Linked DNA regions of Mus musculus: region 1 is linked to region 2. Evidence: chromatin contacts called from ENCODE Hi-C or POLR2A ChIA-PET data. All regions are on one chromosome and are shown on one strand. The core of a region is the stretch at or near the end of the contact, and the rest is flanking DNA. Distances in the headings are between cores, read along the strand shown. Region 1 overlaps Gm38414 (predicted gene, 38414). Region 2 overlaps Prag1 (PEAK1 related kinase activating pseudokinase 1).

Evidence for each region. A loop is a pair of places that touch in the nucleus more often than their neighbours do. ChIA-PET counts read pairs that join two places held with the same protein, here RNA polymerase II (POLR2A).
Region 1: a map of heart shows a loop between it and region 2 (2.7-fold over the local background). The contact joins two enhancer-like sites. A Hi-C loop is called at or near these places in 5 of 37 maps with a recorded cell type or tissue (CH12.LX, heart and v-Abl transformed pro-B cells). POLR2A ChIA-PET finds 5 or more read pairs at or near these places in 3 of 5 experiments (Patski and embryonic stem cell).

What each region holds. Positions count from the first base shown.
Region 1 is chr8:36,157,811-36,160,616 of GRCm38, reverse strand. It overlaps Gm38414 (predicted gene, 38414), which reads right to left. Exons shown (of 4, transcript NR_151736.1): 3 at 771-870; 4 at 1-686. Among named protein-coding and RNA genes, the nearest start is that of Gm38414, 3.2 kb to the right of the region's middle. Within about 2 kb of position 1,306, at least 1 of the 3 ENCODE cell types and tissues checked has a DNase peak (open chromatin) inside an H3K27ac peak, as active enhancers do; it is heart, where a contact is called at or near this core.
Region 2 is chr8:36,119,689-36,122,806 of GRCm38, reverse strand. All of the region lies in intron 3 of Prag1 (PEAK1 related kinase activating pseudokinase 1), which reads right to left. Among named protein-coding and RNA genes, the nearest start is that of Prag1, 26 kb to the right of the region's middle. Within about 2 kb of position 1,251, at least 1 of the 3 ENCODE cell types and tissues checked has a DNase peak (open chromatin) inside an H3K27ac peak, as active enhancers do; it is heart, where a contact is called at or near this core.

The DNA.
Region 1 (2,806 bases), core at 57-2,556, 38 kb before region 2:
TGGCGAACACACAAACACAAAACTTGATTTTTTATTTGTTGTTTGTTTGTTTGTTCGTTCCATATTGCTTTGTTAGGGCACCTTTTATCTTAGTTGTCTTTTTCTTGCATATTATATCTTCTGATTCCGTGTTTTTGTGGATTTTGTTTGTATGTGTGTGTTTCTTGTGTTCTGTCAATGTTTTTCTTTCCTTCCATATTTCTGTCTGTCTGTCCTTATTCTGGTTTGTTTTCTAGAGAAAAACAAAGGGAGGGAGAGAGAGATGGGGGAGAGTCAGATGGTTCGGGAGATGGGGGAGGGAAAACCATAATCAGATTACATGGTAGGAATTTTCAATTAAAGATAATAATAAAAGAAAATATGTCACATAAATGCATAGAAATCATAATCATTTTGCCAAATCCAGATACCCATAAACTGTGGGATGGGCAAATGTATTTTGCACTAAGAATACTGAGGTCATGTGGTACCCCACTGAAAGTGTCTGAGGGGTGTCAAAAGGGATTTCAGAAAACTTGCCAAGATTATTACAGCTCTTAATAACTAAACAAAGCCACAGTCTTTATCAACCAAAATAGCCACAACTGCTAAGGCCTCAGAGAACATCAGACAGTCATCTCATTGTGATGCGTGACTGGCAAGACGATCTCCAGGCAAGACATGACGACCTCCAGGGTTGGCATGTTCTACAAACATGAATGAAAATACATTTCCTTAGGAGTCTTCTGGATGCACGAAGTGGTTAAACAGTTAAGATTTGGATATTTTACCTCACGAGTGGTGTCTGTTGTTACTGTTGTTTGTAGTTCAATTCCTAGAACTGACCTAAAAGCTTGATTGTAGAGGCAGGTATCCATTATCCCATTCCTCCTATAACAAGAAGGGAGGTGCAGACAAGAGAATCATCTAGAAGCGTGTGAACTACCAGCTAGTCGGGTACTACCCTGCTCTGTGTCAGAAACAAGACCTTGCCGCAACAAAATGGGCAAGCAAGGGCTCTCCACAAATTGTCCTCTGATCTCCATGTGTGTACTCACCCTCTATCAAGATCTCAGAGTTTGCCAAGCACTGATGTTGCTAACTAGACTCCAGAGATGAGATTAAAGGCCTTCTCAGCCAGCAGGTTCTGCTCCGTTTTGGGAGTCTCCAGTTCTAGGTTCGTGCGTTTGTGCCTATGCACGCATGCTCTGGGGAAGCCGGCCTTCATTGTCTTTACTTCCTCTGACCTTTCTGGGGGATGGCAGCTGGGAAGAACTGGCAGCTGCAACCTTACCCTGCTTAGGCCTGCGAGAGAGTCCACCTCCGGATGCAGAGAAAATTGTCATTCTCAGCCAAAACAAACACTTTCCCATCTGGGAAGGCCACTGAGTGACAAGTGGCTTTTGATGTAGACATCACTGCCCCAGAGAGCTATTTATTTGGAAGCAAGAGGAGGAGGAGGAAGAAGCTTGAGTGCGGGGGAATTGAGCTATCATATCCGTACTTCTGGCAACAGGATCTTCAGGGCTCTGGGCTAAAGAGATTACTCTGGTCCCTTCAAAGTAGTTTCTGAAACCACTCTCTTCCTGTCATAGCTCTCACGTGGCTTTATGGGGGCCCCTGGAATGGTTTGTTTGGGTTTAGCTCGTTGTGACAGACAGGCCTGAAGACCAGAAATGGGAACGAAAGCAGTTAGTCTGAACTCCGCTGCCGACTGCAGTTTAAGGGCACGGGGAGTCCCAGGAAGCCAGAGAAAACCAAATTCCTTTTGTAAAAACGAACAGTGAGGGGCTCTGAAAGAAAGCACAAGTCACTGCCGAGAAATAAAAGTGTGTCTTTTAATGCAAATCCAAATCTGGGGAAACTCATACATGGGTTTTGTTTTCTTGAACTGGGAACGGTCATTTAAAATGACAATATTCCTTTAAAATGACAATATTTAAAGGTTTTGTCTCTGTCTGGTCCAGCATGTCTCTCAGCGTAAAGTTCTGCATTCTGAACTCACCCAGGTTTAGTGGCACCAGGATGGTTATATTTAGGAGAGTTGGGACAGTCTGAGCATAGCCAGGAGCATCCAGCAAGTTCAGCATAGTAATAACACTAAGATTTCCAGCGGAAAAAAATCTCATGGTGTAGATCACAAAGCAGACAGCTTAGACAGCACAAGGATATCTCTCTCTCTCTCTCTCTCTCTCTCTCTCTCTCTCCCCCCCCCCCTCTTTGTTCAGATAGCCTGTTTGGTGGGCAGCAAAATTGTGCATATCGTACATGCCGGGCAAAGAAACCACGTGGTCTCCCATCCTACTTGGAGTCGAACACAGAGAAGCCTGGGGGGGGGGGGGAGGGCAGAGCAGAGATGCTCAGGAAGCTGACTGTGGCATCGAGGCAGTTTGAATTCAGGCTTGCTGCCAAGGGTGTAAGGAAATATAGAAGCAGAGACTGATACAGGGGCTGGCAGGGCTGAGCTATCTCACCCAGCCCACAAGGCTATACAGGGTCTCAGAACAGGAAGAAGGTACAGTGGCAGAACAGGGGCTCCGGTGGAGGAGTCGGTCCAAGAGAGAACTTTGTTTCTTCAAGGTACCAGAGGGAAGGTCATCCGTGAAGTTAGTAGAATCATTAGAAAAACAAAACAAAACAAAACAAAACAAAACAAAACAAAACAAAACGAAAATGGTTCTAATAAAAGTAGCGTGTGAACTGGGCATGGTGCAGCACTTCTATGTTCTCATTGCTTAGTGTTACAGGAAATATTAAAAAATATTTTAAAATATAAAATATTAAAAATAAAATATAAAATATTAACAATAAAAATAGTAAAAATATT
Region 2 (3,118 bases), core at 2-2,501:
AACCACATCTCACTCTGCAGCTGCTACCGGGTGCTTTCAGAATGGCTTTTCCCTCCATTGTCCCGAGAGAGCGAAGTTTTGTAAGAGTGATCTCTACACTACGCTGGGAGAAAGCTTAAAAAAAAAATCAGCCGGAAGAGCCATCTGCCAGACTTCCTCATTCATGGGGACAGGCCTCATCTAAAAATACCCTCAGAGTCTCCGGAATGAGAGCTTTCAGAATGGCTGCAATCCTTCACGGAGGCCATGTGCCAGTGTGTGGCATGAGGCCGTATCTTCAGCTTCATATTGCCGCCCCTGGTGACAGCACAGTACACAGTGTGACTGAGGAAGCGAACTCATTCTCCCAGCTGGATTTAGTTTACTTCCTACACACTTAGCCAAGAGCTTCCTGCCTCCGTAGCTACACATTTGAAAAGACAAATAAGCCCTGTATTGGCGTTTGAAGCAAACTCCTTTAATTTTGACAAACACACCACCAAATGGCTAGAATAGATCACATCTCCCTTTAAGTTTAGTGATAACATGTCAAAGACCTAATGAGAGAACTTATAAAAGACTAACATTCCTGTCCCAGAAGTAGAAGCCTCTTAAACATTTCTGCGCACCTTTCAAAACCACTCAGCATTGGCTTCAGATTCGAGCCATCGGCTAATGCCTCAATGACCAGTGAACACACAGCTCTTACCATGCTAACCCCCAGCCGGAGATGTGATCCTCATCAGGGTGGCCTGGCAAGCCCCGGGACAGGCCGGCCAGTGACTTCAAGCCAGCCAGTGACTTCAGGTAGCATGGAGCTCCAGCTGTGGTCCAGAGTGCGTTCTTCTACTGCTGTGAGTCCCCAGCTCCCAGCTCCGCTTCCCTTAGTTCCTCTCTGACTTTTCTATAAAATGCACTTCCTGAGGGAGCACAGGAAAGCAGGGACGGCTCTGCCTCTGACCCGCGCCTTTAATCACCAATTGTCTTTTTTGGCCGGCTCTAAAAATACATTACGTTTCTCTACTTACTTTCTAGTACTAAGGCCCCCCCCTCTCTGAAAATTAATTAAGTCATTCAGATTTGCTTGGTAGATAGAAACACCCCTTTTGGAGTTTCTTTCAGATGTCCGAGTTAATTGCAACACATTCTCCTTGCTGTCTATCTGCAGTAGCATTTCTAAGATCCCTGACAACACACACACACACACACACACACACACACACACGTTGCCTGCTCTGTGCTGGGTGTTGCTGGAGGATGCAACCATGAATGGGATCGGCATAACCCCTGTGCTTCGACAAACCTGCAAATGGTAGGAAAATATTTCTCAAGCTATTTTAGGGAGAACACAAGCCACGTCGTTACGTTAGAACGTCTTGCAATTCTGGCTCAGACTCTTTCTAGAACAATGTTATCATTGCGACAGCTGAATGCAGACTCCTACACCGAGTGCCCACAGGGATTCTTTATCTTGCTTGCCATATTTCTGTCACTTGCACGGGACAGAAGAACAAATCACAGGCTTTCTTTGGCATGCTCATTTTGAAATATTCTCCTCTAATATCTACAAACACATTAGAAAACACCAGAGGGTAGAAGTCGGGTAGGCTGGTATATGTCTATAACCCCATGCTGGGCAGTGGCAAATGGAAGCAGGTGGATTCCAGAGCTTGAAGACCACCTAACTCAGTGGTTTTCTCTGTAGGTCACAACCCCCCTCGGGGCATATCAGATATTTACATTATGATTCATGACGGCAGCAAAATTATAGTTATGAATTAGCAACCTAATAGTTTTATGGTGGGGGGGTCACCACAACATAAGGAGTAATATATAAACTAAGTAATGTATTAACGGATTGCAGCCTTAGGAAGGTTGAGAACCACTGATCTAGGCGAATGGTTAAGCCAGTGCTTCTATTGAGAGATGCCCCCTGACCCGCTAACGTAGATAAACACTTGATCCTCAGAGGGTGAAGCGGTTTGGAAAGGTTTAGAAGGTGTGGCCTTGTTTGCAGAAGTATGTCACTGGAGGCAGGCCATTTCCAGTTAGCTTTCTCTGCTGCATGCTTGTGCTTCGAGATAAGAGTCCTCCACTGCCCACTCCTGCCATCACGCCTGTGGCCCGCTGCCCCATGCTTCCAAACCAGCCACTATGGACTCTACCCTTATGGGACCGTAAGCTAAAATAAATCCCTTTTTTCTCTAGGTTGCCTTGGTCATGGTGTTTTAACATAACAACAGACATGTAACTAATGCAGCTAGGCCCCAGGTTCAGTAAGAAACTCTGACTCGAAGTAATAATAATTAATAATAATAGTAGTAGTAATAATAATAATAATAATAAAGTAATAGAGGAAGGTTCCCAGTACTGACCCCTGGTCTGCACAATGCACTCCCCATCTCCATCTAACCACACCCTCACAATACAACCCTCCCCACCTACACACACACACACACACACACACACACATACACACACACCTATACAAAGAGGTACACCATTTTGGTCAATATACTACCCCTTCCCCTTATAGATTCATTTTTCAAATGAAATTCATCTTCTCCTGGTCACCAAAGTGCCCAGCACTTCCTTCCTTTCTCCCTGTCCAGGCAGAGAGGAATGCTTTCCTTTCTCCTTCAAGCCTTCCACCCTTAGGTGTGCACTGGCTCCCCTTACTTACAACCCCCTGCCCCACATTCCAGTCTTCAGGCAGCCCCTCTCTCTGGAACTCACATGGAACTGTGGGAATCACCTGGCTGGCCATATCTGCATAAACCTGGTTAGATTATTTTAATTGTTTCATGTAAAACAAGCTTTTTTCTACACCCAAACCAGACCCTGGTTGCAGGGCTAAGTCATAGGCAGGGCATGCTGGAACACAGAGTAAATATCTTGATTCAGTTTATCTGCCTCTGTTTCAATATCTCCCTGGCATCTGGGAGAAGACACCCTCTCCTTAAGACAGAATTATCCTTGGTGGCAAAACATGCCGGAGGCTGAAATGCCAGGCAACTCTTGATTGAAGGAGGGAAACTTTCTCTTATCTACAAAATGCAATAGTCTTAAAATAGCCTGCATTTCAATACATTGTATAGTCTTTTTCCTCAAAAAATTAGCAATTAGGCTGGTAACAAAT